Regions from separate parts of the Homo sapiens genome. Here region 1 is linked to region 2. A link is a loop called in an ENCODE intact Hi-C map of the cell type or tissue named here. Cell type or tissue: ovary. All regions are shown on one strand. Links, peaks and the distances in the headings refer to the core of each region. The heading gives the core; the rest is flanking DNA.

Evidence for each region. Hi-C counts contacts between places; a loop is a spot of excess contacts. Peaks named below come from ENCODE experiments on the same cell type or tissue, not always from the same donor. Only the 100,000 strongest peaks of a DNase experiment are listed, where the experiment ranks them.
Region 1: it touches region 2 in a loop (6-fold over the local background); 1 of 110 quality-filtered maps calls a loop at or near these places.

Annotation. Positions count from the first base shown.
Region 1 is chrX:106,173,327-106,181,523 of GRCh38, forward strand. The region is part of intron 2 of PWWP3B (PWWP domain containing 3B); the gene reads left to right. Among named protein-coding and RNA genes, the nearest start is that of PWWP3B, 9.1 kb to the left of the region's middle. In ovary, for the core only: no CTCF peak of the experiment used is centred there; a DNase peak (open chromatin) is centred at 3,955; H3K4me3 peaks cover 892 bases; H3K27ac peaks cover 1,889 bases.
Region 2 is chrX:106,246,964-106,255,160 of GRCh38, forward strand. No RefSeq gene overlaps it. Among named protein-coding and RNA genes, the nearest start is that of PWWP3B, 83 kb to the left of the region's middle. In ovary, for the core only: no CTCF peak of the experiment used is centred there; a DNase peak (open chromatin) is centred at 3,208; H3K27ac peaks cover 1,827 bases.

The DNA of each region.
Region 1 (8,197 bases), core at 1,231-6,230, 74 kb before region 2:
TATTACACAACAGAGAAAATAACGATGGGATATTGGGTTTGTGTTATAATACTTCTCTTTTTTGTACCCCCCCAAATATATTCCACACATCTAACCCCACCTATCTGATACCCATTATTCGTTCTTCTGACTTGTGTCTTGTCTATATTCTCATCGTCTACCTTCATCCTACTTAGTAAAGTAAATTTTTTATCTGATCTCTTTTCTTCTTTGCCATGTTTTAATGCAATCCAATTATCACCCATTGAAAATACTTTATTCAAGCTACTTTGTGAAGGTTCAGGGGGATAAAAGAGGCTACAACAGACGAGAACCATTTACTATCCCCAGATAAATAGAATGAGGCTTCTTAAAAAACAAAAACAAACAAAAAACAGCTTTTCTAGACAACTAAGTAGCTAAAACTCTTTTTATTATTGTATTTTTAAATATATTAATGGCTTAATATTTAATATTTGGACAATCTAGGTTAATATAGAGATACAGGTGACCCATGCATCCTTGCTGACTATGCTATCTAGGATATGGGAGATGACAACCTAGCATTGTTGTCAAGGATTGGACAGTTTTTCTCCGCTGAGCTAATAAAGGTTTCAAACCCACACTGTCTGATTTTTTGGCTGTCTGAAAAATTCAGAAACATAACCATGTCATAATGCCTTGGTGATAAACTCTTACAAGCTAAACATTGGGTCCTGCCAACAGAAATCCATATCTCACCAAAGAACTCTGTGTCATTTTAAAGTTGCTTACCAGGAAAATTTTGACCCAGGCTGACCCTTCTGTTATGAGTCTCTGGAAGAATGATGGCTTCTTTCTTTAGAGTCCCCAACGCAGACAGTTTTCTTTTATTCCATTTGATCATTACAGGAAGAGATGTGTCAAATGCAGCTCTGTGTCTCTAACCTGAATAGCGAGAATGTGGCAGGAGATGTGTTTACCCACTCACTGTGATAACAAATGGGGTTGTGAGGGCCTCACCAACTTTACCTAGTTTTATGATTTTTTATAACATTATCTTAAGAGACCTAAACCTCAGAATCATTATCCATTAGCAATGTGTAGGTTCTAATGCTTCCTGGGAAACAACACCTGAACATTAAAGGCAATAAAAATCTAAATTTAAATCTTAATTTTGTGAATATTTTGTGAATAAAAAAGCTCAGCAAAAGAGGATAAAAATGCAACTTTCCCATACTGAATTGGCAGCTGCAAACCGCAAAGCACAGGAGCAAGGAATTGCCAATTGTTAATGAGGGTAGAATGAAAATGGCAATTCTCTGTATAACGAATGATTTTCAGCCCCTGTCCAGGAATCACCATATCTGAAAGGGAAGCTGCTGCCAGGCCCCTATAACACAAAAGAGACTTCTCATAACTGATCTAAGGCCAAGTTAATGCTATCATGCAGATACGGTCAGTGCAAAAGCATAGTGCAGGCTGGGAGCGGTGGCTCACACCTTGTAATCGTAGCATTTTGGGAGGCCGAGGCAGGCAGATCACCTGAAGTCAGGAGTTTTAGACCAGGCTGGCCAACATGGTGAAACCCCATCTCTACTAAAAGTACAAAAATTAGCTGGGTGTGGTGGCACATGCCTGTAATCCCAGCTACTCAGGAGGCTGAGGCAGGAGACTCACTTGAACCCAGGAGGCAGAGTGAGCTGAGATCGTGCCACTGCACTACAGCCTGAGCGACAGAGCAAGACTCTGTCTCAAAAAAAAAAAAAAAAGAAGAAAAAAGCATAGTGCATGAAAATACTTTTTAATTTGTGTGGGAATGTAGATGGATGTAAGAGATAGAAAGAAGTCAAGGATAGTAAGCATGGTAGTTGCTGAAGATGGTTGTAGTTCACCAATATGTTCACCATCAGAGACATGAGACTAAGCAACACTCACGCTGGGGTTATTTCTTTTTTTTTTTTTTTTTTTTTTGAGACGGAGTCTTGCTCTGTCGCCCAGGCTGGAGTGCACTGGCGCGATCTCGGCTCACTGCAAGCTCCGCCTCCCGGGTTCACGCCATTCTCCTGCCTCAGCCTCCCGAGTAGCTGGGACTACAGGCGCCAGCCACCGCCCCCTGCTGATTTTTTGTATTTTTAGTAGAGACGGGGTTTCACCGTGTTAGCCAGGATGGTCTCGATCTCCTGACCTCATGATCTGCCCACCTCGGCCTCCCAAAGTGCTGGTATTACCGGTGTGAGCCACCGTGCCCGGCCACGCTGGTGTTATATTCACCAATTTCCTCACAGTTTGAATGTGAGCGACATCATCTTTGGTTCTACCAAAGAAACATGATTCCAAGCCCAGGAGGGAGTGAATAGTGGTGGAAAGAGGGCATACCTCCTGTTTTGGAGTCAGACTTTGGCTCCGATTTTGTCTCACCCTCTTCCTAGCTTTGTGACCGTGGCATTAGCAAGAGTGCCCTTGTTTCCTGGATCTCTATTAGTTGTATCATTTATTTGCTTCTTAGTCAATTTAAGTAGAAAAATGCCATCTTATTGCTGTTTTATATTTGCATCTCTTTGATTATTAGGGAAGGTGAATATCTTTTATGTATTAGTTTTAATCTTTATTTTGAATATTTGGGTTTTGAGGAGTCCCGATATATAGCACCTCCCTTTCTCCACTGAACAAACTGGATAGATAGATATAAAACAAATGGAGTTGCAGATGGAAGCCAAAATGTCAACATTACAACAGTACAAGAGGAAGAGGAAGTTGCGGGGTATTGATTATTGTGAGAATCAAATGGGCTTATATATTAACTATTATTTTATTTTATTTTTTTGAGATGGAGTCTTATTCTGTTGCCCAGGCTAGAGTGCAGTGGCGCGATCTCAGCTCACTGCAACCTCCACCTCCCGGGTTCAAGTCATTCTCCCACCTCAGCCCTCTGATTAGCTGGGATTACAGGCACCCACCAACACGCCTGGATAATTTTTGTATTTTTAGTAGAGATGGGGTTTCATCATGTTGGCCAGGCTGGTCTCGAACCGCTGGCCTCAAATGATCTGCCCACCTCGGCCTTCCAAAGTGCTGGGATTACAGGCTTGATAACAGAACTCCAAATTTAAGCAAACCTACCAAAATAGCCTAGAGGTTTGTAGCTGTACAGGAAGGGACAGAGATTCCTGTGGTGGCACCATATGAGCTTGCCCTCAAGGAAGTAAATATTAGGAGTGGGGAAAAATTATACTCTCAGAACATTGTGAATTGTCTATTTATGTCTTTTGCCCATTTTTACTCTGCCATTTATTTCTTATTAATATGTAAGAACTACTTTAGTGATATTTTTGCGTTGAAAACAGTTTTGTCAATTTTGTTCTTATATTTTCAAATTTGGTTTATTGTGTTTTTGCCAATAAGAATTTTTTTGTTTCCAATTTCAGGATATTCAGATACCTACATATCTCTTTAAGGATTTTGGTTGATGTTTTATGTTTAGAAATGACTTTAGTTGAAAAAAACGATGAAACTTTCTGAAAGATGAATGAGAAGACCTGAATAAAAAGAGAGATATACATCATGTGCCAGGGCCAGAAGAATTAAAATTTCAGGGAATTGCTTATCCACAAAATAATGTATTAATTCATTGCAGTACAAATAAGGATGTAGAGGGGCTTTTTAATAGAGCTTGACCAGTCGGATCTTGAAATCGTTTTTAGAAATAAGTTGCCAAAGTAGGCAAGAAAAATATGTAAAAGATGTTCTTTACTGAGTCTTTATTATATGGTAAAGGCATTTCTACCTTTGTTTTTCCCAGAAAATCACACACTCTTGTAGTTTGAATGTAAATTAAACAGACACATGTTGCCATTCCGCTTTCAACTGCTTTAAAAATGATGATCTTTTCGCTTTAAGGGAATTGCAGTTTAACTTGGTGATCCTCTTCCCTTTGAGGGAAAGGTCCCCTTGCTATTCCCATCACTGGGAGGGGGCGGAGCCTCGTCGGAGCCGCTCGGAAGGGAGCTGTACCCGGCCAGTATTGGGGGAGGGGCAGCATTTCAAGAGGCTGCAGCTGACAAGAAGCTTCAAGGTAATGGCTGTCTTAAAGCCAGTTATTTTCTGGGAATTTCTTCGGGCCTTGGTGTTAAAGTAAAAAAAAGGAAAGAAAAGAAATAGAGATTGTTGCCTGAGAGAGGTGGGAATGGAATGGTTTTGTTTGAACTGCTGTTATTGGAACGGAATTAATCCTCTGAATTTTTGTTTCGCCCGATATTTTTAAAGTCCTCCGTGTGGGAATGGGCGATCAAATTACAGTTTCTAAATTAAGACTTCGGTGAGACGTGCTGTTCGTGTTAATTTTTTACGTGGCACTACATATTTCTATCTTTGTTACAGATTTTATTATATTTTGACTTAAACACATTATTCTACACAAAAAATGATAGAAAAATGTAAACACACAAAGAGAATGACATATAGGGACACAAATATAAATGTACATGAACATGGAAAGGGATTCAGATATGCCGTCGAGTGGTAACACTTGTAAAGATGTATATTCGTTTTCCTTAGGAAGGGAACTAGACTCCCGAGTTAACAGTCAGCATCTCTGAGTGTTCATCTCTGAGTGTTCAGATTATGGAAGTTTTTTTAAAATCTATTTTTCACTACTTCCAGCATTTTTAGAATTGTTTCTATTTGTGCTTGTTTTCATAATAAGAAGAGCAAAATAAAGCCAAAACAGTATACCCATTTTGTTTCAAATACATAAACACACATAGACACCACAGACACGCTCCCATACTCCCTTGTCTTTTGTGAATAGTGGAATTTTTCCTGGACCTGATCAAGTGGGTAGCCTGGTTGCTGTGTCAACTACAGCCTTGCATGTGTCCTCCCTGCAGCCCGCTCTTTCAGTCCACAGGTACAGCCATGGTCAGCAAGAACCACTTTTCTATATCATCTAAGTGTAAGAGTGAGAAACGGATAGGATTTGGTTTATTTCTATGAACAGTTTTAAACGTATTATGTACTATGGTGCATCCATACAATGGCACGTTATATAGCTGACAAATGAAAGTATGAACTTGTAGTGACTTGAAAAGGTGTCTGAGAAGTAAAAAGAGCAAACTGCAGAATGGTAAGCACCATATTATGTCATTTAAACATAAAAGACTACATTAATACATGTGTAACCAAATCAGAAAAAATATAAACCAGCCTGCTAATGGAATTATTTGTGCAGTTGAAGAGATAGGGCAGGCTTTACTATCACTATTTTTGAAAAATTCTTAATACATATTTAGCCTTTTTTTAAAACAAAATCAGAAAAAAGATTGAGGTAAAATGTTGCAAAGTTGGGGGAAAATTGCATTTGAAGTGATTCACTAAAAAATCACATTGAAAACACTTAGTAGTATGCAAAAATGTTTAAACCATGAGCTTAAGCAGGACAAAAAGCTGATTTGAAATAATATGCATTCATACGTTTATGTAAAGAAAAAATATGGAAAGATATACAGGAAATAGTATCTTTCCAGAATTATACTTTCTTTTTATATATCTTTCTCATATTTTCAATTTTCAGTAACCATGCAATTATTTTTCTGCAATCCGACCATTGGAGGTGAAGAGATTCGGATTCCATTTTTTACGTAATGCATAACAAAACTAAATTTGAGGATGGTATATTCTAGAAGCCTGAGAAAGCTGCTTGCTGGCAGGATGTAGTTCCCACCGTTCTCCCACAAGGATGTTGTAGTAACAGTTCTGTTTCTCGTCACAAGATGGTGCTTGCAAGATATCCTAAATTTTCTCCAGACAACTATTTTTATGAAGTGAGCAAACAAAACAATGAAATGTATTTTATTATCAGACTATCTGACAGCATGTAGAGTGTGATTCAAATTCCACTCAAAAAATTGTATATGTCTAAAAGAAAAACCCCACCCAAGAACTGATGTGAAGCCTCAAACAGAAATCATTAAAAATGCTGCTACATAGTCTGCCCCATAGTAGACACAAGTCAATTGTCCTTTCCCTTCTCTCCTTTCTCCACCTTGTAATTTTCCTGAATGATATTATTTTAGCATGAGCCAAATAACATAACTGACAAAGAGAGCATTTCATATTATAAGAACATGAAGTGAAAATAGATGGCATCTACATCACAGATGAGATTTCCCCTCATTCCTGTGTTTTGGAATGACATGCCTGTTAAAGTTTAGGCAGGGAAATTTATTTACACCTTTTCCATTTCGTTGGTTTGATTCTCTGCCTTTATCAGAGATGCACTTGACATGGGAAATCTGCATGTGATGCCAGGTGAGCCTCTGAGAAACAGTGGAACCACAAAAGTGCCAAGCAGGGTAAGGGCCCTGCCAGACAAGCAGTTGGAGTAAGAATTAACACAGCTGGATCTTAGCGCCAGACCCACTACTATCTGTGTGACAGTGGGTAAGGCTTTTCCCATTTCACAAAGCATTTCATGGTAAAAACATTCTAAGTTGAGAATATGGGATACAACTGATTTCACTCTCGCTCAGTAGCCATAACATTTTAAATTAAAAGCCACAGATTCTAATGTTGGGAAAGAATTATATATGCTAAACTCCTGTAGGAAAAGTATGCAAACAGTCATAATGATGTCTAATTATGGAAGACTTGGATGCCCCAGCCATCTGCCTGACTCTCACGAAACCCTTAAAAACAATCCTTTCCAATGGGTGGCCGTGGCAGCCATTATGAATCTCCGACTTCTAAGTTTTTTCTCTTAAGAAGGTCGTTGTTGTCTGGATTAGTCCAGGGGATGCAGACCCCCAGTATCTGTGTCTGGCTGCCTTGGGTATACAGGGCAGCACCGTTAGCTTAGAAGAGTCTAAAAAGAATTCCCCTAGAATAAGCCTTGAGAGACTCCAAAGTACAAAAATATTCATTAATAGGAATAGTGTCCCCAACATATTCCCCAGCTTTCCCTGGGCATCTCTCACCACCCTCTCATACACACGTATATTCATTCCTTAGATGTAATAACTATAATAAGGGCTACAAACTGGGGCATTATAGAACTACTCCTTTTCTTAGATTTTTAAATATTTCCCCCCCAACCACAATATGTTTATTTGTCTTGTGCCCAGTATTTATTCATCTTTTGTCTTCTCCATTTCCATTGTCCATCTTCCTACTCCTTTGAGAGAAGAAATCCGTTTGCTTATTCTCTTTTTTCTTTGCCTTTCCTTTAAATGTATACCCTCTAGTATTGCCTATTTGAAATTACTTATTCAAGCTTCCTTGTGAGTTTTCAGGGAGGCATGAACAAGCTACAGAAGAAGAAAACTCTTTAGTAGCCCTAAGGCAATAGAGGCCTCTAAAACCACTAGTTTTCTGGTTAAACCAGACAAACGCAGACCAGTGACCTAAGAATTTTTGTTAGATGATTGAAAGTTCACTGACTGATTTCTAACCTATATCCAGATAATAATTCAGATCTATGGTCTATTTGAAACCTTTTTCCTGTCCCCTTCTTTTCTATGTCTATATCGACCTCTTGCTTCACACTTAAATTGTCACTGAACTTTAAAAAATTATTCTAACCTTGTAATATATTTTGATATCTGGTAGCACTAGTTGTTCCTCCAGTCCACTAATAAAGTCAGAACTAGGTCCTAAACCCATGTCTCTATATCTGTTTATGAATTTGGAATACGTAAAAACTTTGCCATAATACTTGCCTGAGGAACTCTGAGGTTTAGATATTGGATCTTCAACAGTGTCTCATATCTCCTTACTAAAGAACTGATAAGTACCTTTATTTAGAGTGGTGGTGTGTCCAGAGTTGGTTCCTTCCGATGGGTTCTTGGTCTCGCTGACTTCAAGAATGAAGCTGTGGACCTTCGCAGTGAGTGTTACAGCTCTTAAAGGTGGCACGGGCCCAAAGAGTGAGCAGCAGCAAGACTTATTGTGAAGAGTGAAAGAATAAAGCTTCCACAGCGTGGAAGGGGACCCGAGTGGGTTGCCACTGCTGGCTGGGGTGGCCAGCTTTTATTCCCTTATTTGTCCCCGCCCACGTCGTGCTGATTGGTCCATTTTACACAGCGCTGATTGGTCCATTTTACAGAGTGCTGATTGGTCCATTTTACAGAGTGCTGATTGGTGCGTTTACAATCCTTTAGCTAGACACAGGGGGCTGATTGGTGCATTTTTATAGAGTGCTGATTGGTGCATTTACAATCCTCTAGCTAGACACAGAACATTG
Region 2 (8,197 bases), core at 1,281-6,280:
TTTCACTCCAAAGGTAATTTTGGGGGAATGGATAGCATAATGTCTTCTAATATTGCATTAATTTATTCATTCATTGCATTGATTGAGAGGATGAATTACATTTCCCAGTTTCTCTGGAAAACTAATGTAAAACTGAATGTTATGGTGATATTCTGGTTTCTATGACTACTGGTATATGCTCTCTAATGGCCAGACATAGAAACAGTTTGCAAGGATATTTACAGGCAAAACAAATGGCATATATGCATATATAACAAGCCTATTGGGTGTTTAGCATCACTATGCCTATGTTTTTTAGTGTGTTTCTGTTTGTGTGTGGTTGAGGCCATGAGTTATTTTCTTGGAGAAGCTGGGTATGATCCCCCTGTAACTTGAGAGAAACTGCCAGCTACTCAAGAGGAGAGCTGTAAGTAACTGAGTCACCAGTTACTCATTTAATTCCTTTGTTCCTATGTCCTAAAATAGCCTAACACTTGTGCAGGAAGAGCCTAGTTAGCCTTTGTTAATAGCAATTTGATTTCATTGGTGGACATAGAATAAAATTCAGAAGATCTAAAGAGGACTAAATTAATTTTATGATTTTATAAATTATTATAATATTTTCTTTTAACATTATATATTAAAAATTGCCCTGACAAAATGGGTATTACTTATTAGGGTGGAAAATGGAATTTTAGTGAAGACGTAAATTCTCCCTAAATTGTTATATATATGAAATATCAAAATAATTATCAAAAGTTCCTTTTAATTACACAAGTCAATTCTAAAATTTATCTAGTGTCACTAAGGTGCCAGAATAGCCAAAATATTTTTATTACGTAGAGGAAGCAAAATTTTACCTCTACCTTTTCTGGATAAAGAGTCAACTTTTGTAAAATATTTGAAGAGATTTATTCTGAGCCAAATATAAGTGACTATGGCCTGAGACACAATTTCTGTAAGTCCTGAGAACATGTACCCAAGGTGGTCAGGCTACAGCTTGGTTTTATACCTTTTAGGGAGATATAGCATATCAATCAATACGTGTAAGGTGTACATTGGTTGGGTCCAGAAAGACAGAACAACTTGAAAGGGGGAGGCCTCCAGATCATAGGTACATTAAAAGATTTTCTGATTGGCGATTGGATGAAAGAGTTAAGTTCTTATCCAAAGACCTGGCTAGGTTAAGATAATGGGTCGTGGAGACCAAGTTTTTTTATCATGCATATGTCTCCAGGTAGCAGGCTTCAGAGAAAATAGATTATAAACGTTTCTTATCAGACTTAAAAAGGTGCCAGACTCATTGGTAATTCTCCTCTGGATCAAGGAGAAGACCTGGAAAGGGAAGGGGATTCTCTACAGAATGTAGATTTTCCCTGCAAAAGATAGCTTTACAGGGCCATTTCAAGCATATGTCAAAGATATATATTTTGGGGTAAAATACTTTAATTTCTTCCAGGGATTTCTATCTGTCATGTTGGTATCTTATTGTAACAAAGAGTCTGTTTGTCAGTCTTAAGATCTCTGTTTTGAAAACCAAACACCACATGTTCTCACTTATAAGTGGGAACTGAACATTGAGAATAATAAGTGGACACAGGGAGAGGAACAATACAAACTTGGGAATGTCTGGGTGGTGAGGGGAGGGAGAGCATTAGGATAAATAGCAAATGTATGTGAGGCTTAATACATAGGTATTAAGAGTTTGACTCTTGTTGATATTTTCTTACTAATTAGTTTTAGGAAACACTCCATTCAGGTGTCTTTACATTTCAATGGGCTACATAATACAAGAAACTCTAAAGTAAATAACAGCTTGGAAGTTTGGTGATGTGGATTTAGGATGAAAATCTATGGCTGTTGGTGTTCATGGGGGTCATTTTAAGGAAAATGCACTTATTTCGAGAGAACTCCATTCCTAGGATTTCTTTTCCTTGAGGTATATGTTAATTGCCCACCTGGATAAAGCATTATCAGAATATACCTTCCAAATTAATAATTCTATAGAGCATGGCTATTAATTGGATAACCAATGACTACTTTTTGATTAGTCATTTTATTTCAACCTAAGAACAATGTAGGAAAATGAATCATTATTATTTTTATTTTTGTGGATACATAGTAGGTGTTTATATTTATGGGGTACATGAGAGGTTTTGATATAAGCATACAATGTGAAATAAGCACATCATGGAGAATGGGATATGTGGTGAGATGGGTTGGTAGGTGCAGCAAACCACCATGGCACATGTATACTTATGTAACAAACCTGCACATCCTGCACATGTATCCTGGAACTTAACATTAAATTAAATTTAAAAAAGAAAAGATAATTTGATAAATTAGTAAGGTTACTACTTAGCAAATATAAATGATTATATGAAGAAACTGTGATAAATATATATATATATATATATATGCATATGTAATTTTAGCTTTGCCAAAGAAGAAAATTCTGCCATTTTCAACAACAAAAAAGATCTCTGTTTTTATGTTAATGCTGGTCAGTTTTGCCTGAATTCCAAAAGCAGGAGGGTATAACAACGCAGGTCCAACCTCCCTCTCCCCCATCATGAACTGAATTAGTTTTCCAGATTTCTTTGGAATACTGTTGGCTGAGGGCCAGTTGGGGGGTTGTCCATCAGTCCATTGCTGGGGGGCTTAGAATTTTATTTTTGGTTTATACTTCTTAGAGTTTTTTGCTGGGTCTGATAATTAAATTGATATAAAACAGATTAAACAGGATAAAGGCATAAAAAACTTGTATGCATTTTATGTGACATAGGAGCCCTCATAGGGAAATGAAGACCCAAAGAAGTGGAAAAATCTAAATGCTTTTTATATTAGGTTGAACAAAAAGAGACAATTCTGGAAAAGTAACTAAATTATCTGGGAAGGCTAAAGGAAGATAAGAAATACTTAACAAGGACTGTTTGTACAGAATTCACTCAGCTGTGACTCCCCGTTGAAGAATGTTCCTTTTAACTGGTACAGGGAGATCCAGTAAATAACCTTGCAAACTGTTTCTTCTTTTTAAAATTATTTTGTTGTTTTTGTTTTTGTTTTTTAATCTCCAGGGTACGCGTGTAGGATGTGCATGTTTGTTACATAGATAAATGTGTGCCATGGTGGTTTGCTGCACCTAACAATCCATCTCCTAGGTATTAAGCCCCACATGTGTTAGCTCTTTTCCCTAGTGCTCTTCTGCCACCAGCCTCCTGCAATGGGCCCCAGTGAGTGTTGTTCCCCTCCATGTGTCCATGTGTTCTCACTGTTCAGCTCCCACTTATAAATGAGAACATGCTGTGCTTGCAAACTGTTCTGACCTCTGGCCATTTTTCACATGGCAGTTTTTATCCTGTTTTCAGGAATAAAGAGGGAAATAAGAATGCCCTTCTTGCATCTGTTGTTACTCAAGTGAGTTAAGGCTTAAAAATAATCTTTATGTCAAAATGACATATTTTAGGGTGGCATATTCTGCCATGCTTCAATTACATGAAACCAGTTTGATCCACCCATTTAGCATAATAAAGAAGTTTCTGAGGACTAAACTCTGATCTTTTTCTTCTCTTGCTCAAATTCCTATGTAAGGGGTACGGAGATCCATGTCCTACAAACCATAAACTCTCAAAAGAGGGGTTTTATTCAAAACATATAACATGGCTTACTTTCCAGCCTGACTCTAGCATAACATCACATGACAGATAAAGATAACCCCCAAATATGTTTCTTTGCCACATCTTCAAATAGCCCAGCAAAGGGGACAGTCAACATTGTATAGAAAATCCCCTTCCCTTTCCAGGCCTTTTTCCTGATCCAGGAGAGACTCAACTAAGAGTCTGGCACTTTATATATTAAAAAAAAGTCTGACAAGAAACATTTACAATCTATTCTTTCTGAGGCTTGCTACCTGGAGGCTTTATCTGCATGATGGGAAATTTGATCTCCACAATCTCTTAACTTAAGCCAGTCATTCCATTCTATTGATTCTATGTACATAAGGGGAACCTTAGTTTCCACAACCCCTTATCTTGGCCCAAACATTCCCTTCTACAGATTCTAGATATTTGGACAATGACTTAACTCTTTCAACCAATTAACAATTAGAAAGTTCTTGAATCCTCCTATGACCTGGAAGCCCCCACTTCAACTTGTCCCATCTTTCCAGACTGAACCAATGTACATTTTACATGTATTGATTTATGTCTTATGTTCTCCTAAATTGTATAAATCCATGCTGTAGGTCGACCATCTTAGGCATATATTCTCAGGACAACTTGAGACTGTACCTTGGGCCATTGGTTACTCATATTTGGCTCAGAATATATCTCTTCAAATATTTTACAGAGTTTGACTCTTTTGTTGATATTTTCTTACTAATTAGTTTTAGGAAACACTCCATTCAGGTGTCTTTACATTTCAATGGGCTACATAGTACAAGAAACTCTAAAGTAATAACAGCTTGGAAGTTTGGTGATGTGGATTTAGGATGGAAGTCTATGGCTGTTGGTGTTCATGGGGGTCATTTTAAGGAAAATGCACTTATTTCGAGAGAACTCCATTCCTAGGATTTCTTTTCCTTGAGGTATATGTTAATTGCCCACCTGGATAAAGCATTAACAGAATATACCTTCAAAATTAATAATTCTATAGAGCATGGCTATCAATTGGATAACTAATGACTACTTTTTGATTAGTCATTTTATTTCAACCTAAGAACAATGTAGGAACATGAATCATTATTATTTTTATTTTTGTGGATACATAGTAGGTGTTTATATTTATGGGGTACATGAGAGGTTTTGATACAAGCCTACAATGTGAAATAAGCACATCATGGAGAATGGGATATACATTCCCTCAAGTATTTATCCTTTGAGTTACACACAATCCAATTATATTCTTTAAATTATTTTAAAATATGCAATTAAATTATTCTTGACTATAGTCACCCTGTTATGCTATCAAATAGCAGGTCTTATTCATTCTTTCTATTTTTTTTGTATCCATTAACCATCCCCACCTCCTCCAAACCCTGCAACACCTTTCACAGCCTCTGGTAACTATCCTCCTACTCTCTATGTCCATGAGTTCAATTGTTTTAATTTTTAAATTCTACAAATAAGTGAGAACATGCGATGTTTTTCTTTCTGTGTCTGGCTTATTTCACTTAACATAATGATCTCCAGTTTCATCCATGTTGTTGCAAATGACTGGATCTCATTATTTTTATGACTTAATAATATAATACTCCATTGTCTGTAGGTACCACATATTCTTCATTCATTAATGTATTGATGGACACTTAGGTTGCTTCCAAATCTTGACTATTGTGAACAATGCTGTAACAAGCATAGGAGTGCAGATAACTCTTTGATACACTGATTTCCTTTCTTTTGGGTGTATACCTAGCAGTGGGATTGCTGGATAATATGGTAGCTGTATCTTCAGTTTCTTGAGAAACCTCTAAACTCTTCTTCATAGTTCATGTACTAGTTTACATTCCCACCAACAGTGTACAAGGGTTCCCTTTCCTCTATATCCTTGCCAGCATTTGTTATTGTCTGTCTTTTGGACATAAGTTATTTTAACTGAGGTGAGATGATATTTCACTGTAGTTTGGATTTACATTTCACTGATGATCCATGATGTTGAGCACCTTTTAATATGCCTGTTTCTCATTTGTATGTCTTTTTTTGAGAAATGTCTATTCAGATCTCTTGCTCATTTTTAAATTGGATTATTAGGTTGATTCCTAAAGAGGTGTTTGAGCTCCTTATATACTCTGGTTATTAATCCTTTGTCAGATGGTAGCTTGCAAGTGTTTGCAAGTTATGTGGGTTGTCTCTTAGCTTTGTTGATTGTTTCCTTTGCTGTGCAGAAACTTTTTAACTTGATGTGATTCTATTTGTCCCTTTTTGCTTTAGTTGCCTGTGGCTGTGGGGTGTTGCTCAAGAAATTTTTGCCCAGAGCAGTGTCCTGGAGAGTTTTCCCAGTGTTTTCTTGTAGTAGTTTCATAGCTTAAGGTCTGAGATTTAAGTCTTTAATCAATTTTTATTTGATTTTTATATATGGTGAGACAGAGGGGTCTAGTTTCATTATTTTGCATATGGATATCCAGTTTTCTTAGCACCATTTATTGAAGAGACTGTCTTTTTCCCAGTGTATGTTCTTGGCACCTTCATAAAAAATGAGTTCACTGTAGGTGTGTGGATTTTTTCTTGGTTCTCTAGTCTGTTACATTGCCCTATGTGTCTGTTTTCATGCAAGTACCATGCTGTTTTGGTTACTAAAGCTCTGTAGTATAATTTGAAGTCAGGTAATGGGATTCTTCCAGTTTTGTTCTTTTTGCTTAGGATAGCTTTGGTTATTCTGCTTCTTTTGTGATCCATATAAATTTTAGGATTTTTTTTTCTATTTCTATGAAGAATGTCATTGGTATCATGATAGGGATTGCATTGAATCTGTACATTGCTTTAGGTAGTATGGACATTTTAATAATACTGATTCTTCCAATCCATGAACATGGAATTTTTGCCCATTTTTTTGGTGTCCTTCAATTTTTTTCATCACTGTTTTAGAGTTTTCACTGTAGAGATTTTTCAGTTCTTTGGTTAAGGTAATTCCTAGGTATTTAATTTTATGTGTGGCTATTGTAAATGGGATTGCTTTTTAAGTTTCTTTTTCACATTGTTCACTGTTGGCATATATAAATGATACTGATTTTTTATGTTAATTTTGTATCCTGAAACTTAACTGAATTTGCTTATCAGTTCTAATAGTTTTCTTATGGCATCTTTAGCTTTTACAAAATATAAAATTATATCATCTGCAAACAAGGATAATTTGACTTCCTTTCCAATTTCGATGTCCTTTATATCTTTCTCTTGTCTGATTGCTCCAGCAAGGATTTCCAGTAATATGTTGAATAACAGTGGTGACAGAGGCCTCCTTGTCGTGTTCCAGATCTTAGAGGAAAGGTTTTCAGTTTTTCCTCACTCAGTATAATATTAGCTGTGGGTCTGTCATATATGGCTATTATTATGGTGAGGTACGTTCCTTCTATCCTCAGTTTTTCGAGGGTTTTATTATGAAAAGATGTTGAATTTTATCCAATACTTTTCCAGCATCAATTGAAATGATCATATGGTTTTTATCCATCATTCTGTTAATATGATGTGTCAAATTGACTGATTTACATACGTTGAAAAATCCTTGCATCCTGGGGAATAAACCCCACTTGGTCATGATGAACGATCTTTCTAATCTATTGTTGAATTTGATTTGCTAATAGTTTGTTGAGAATCTTTGCATCAGAGTTCATCAGAGATAATGACCTGTAGTTTTCTTTTTCTGATGTGTCCTTGTCTTGTTTTGGAATCAGGGTAATACTGGCCTTGTAGAATTAAATTGGAAGTATTCCCTCCTCCTCTACTTTTTGGAATAGTTTGAGTAGGACTGGTATTGGTTCTTCTTTAAATGTGTTTGGTAGAATTCAGCAAGGAAGCCATCAGGTCTTTGGCTTGTCTTTACTGGGAGTCTTTTTATTACGGCTTCAATTTCGTTAATTGTTATTGGTTTGTTCGGGTTTTAGATTTCTTCCTGGTTCAGTCTTGGTAATTTGTATGTATCTAGGACTTTTTCAATTTATTTTAGATTTTCCAATTTATTGGCATATAGTTGCTCAGAGTAGCCACTCATGATTTTTTGAATTTCTGTGGTATCAGTTGTAATCTCTCCTTTTTCACCTCTGATTTTATTTGTTTGTATCTCCTCTTTCTTTTCTTAGCTATTCTAGCTAAAGTTTTATCAATTTTGTTTAACTTTGCAAAAAACCAACTTTTTGTTTCATTGATATTTTGAATTTTTTTATTTCAATTTCATTTATTTCTTTAATAGAAGAAAAGAAATAATAAAGATCCCAGCAGAAATAAATGAAATTGGTTCCCTTTTAATTTTCTAATTCTTTAAAATGCATTGTTAGATTGTTTATTTGAAGTTTTTCCTTTTTTTGATGTAGGTATTTATTGCTATAAACTTCCTTCTGGGGACTGCTTTTGCTGTATCCCATAGGTTTTGGTATGCTGTGTTTATTAGTCTGTTTTCACATTGCTGATAAAGACATACCCAAGACTGGGCAATTTACAAAAGAAAGAGGTTTAATTGGATTTACAGTTCCACATAGCTGAGGAGGCCTCACAATCATGGTGGAAGGCAA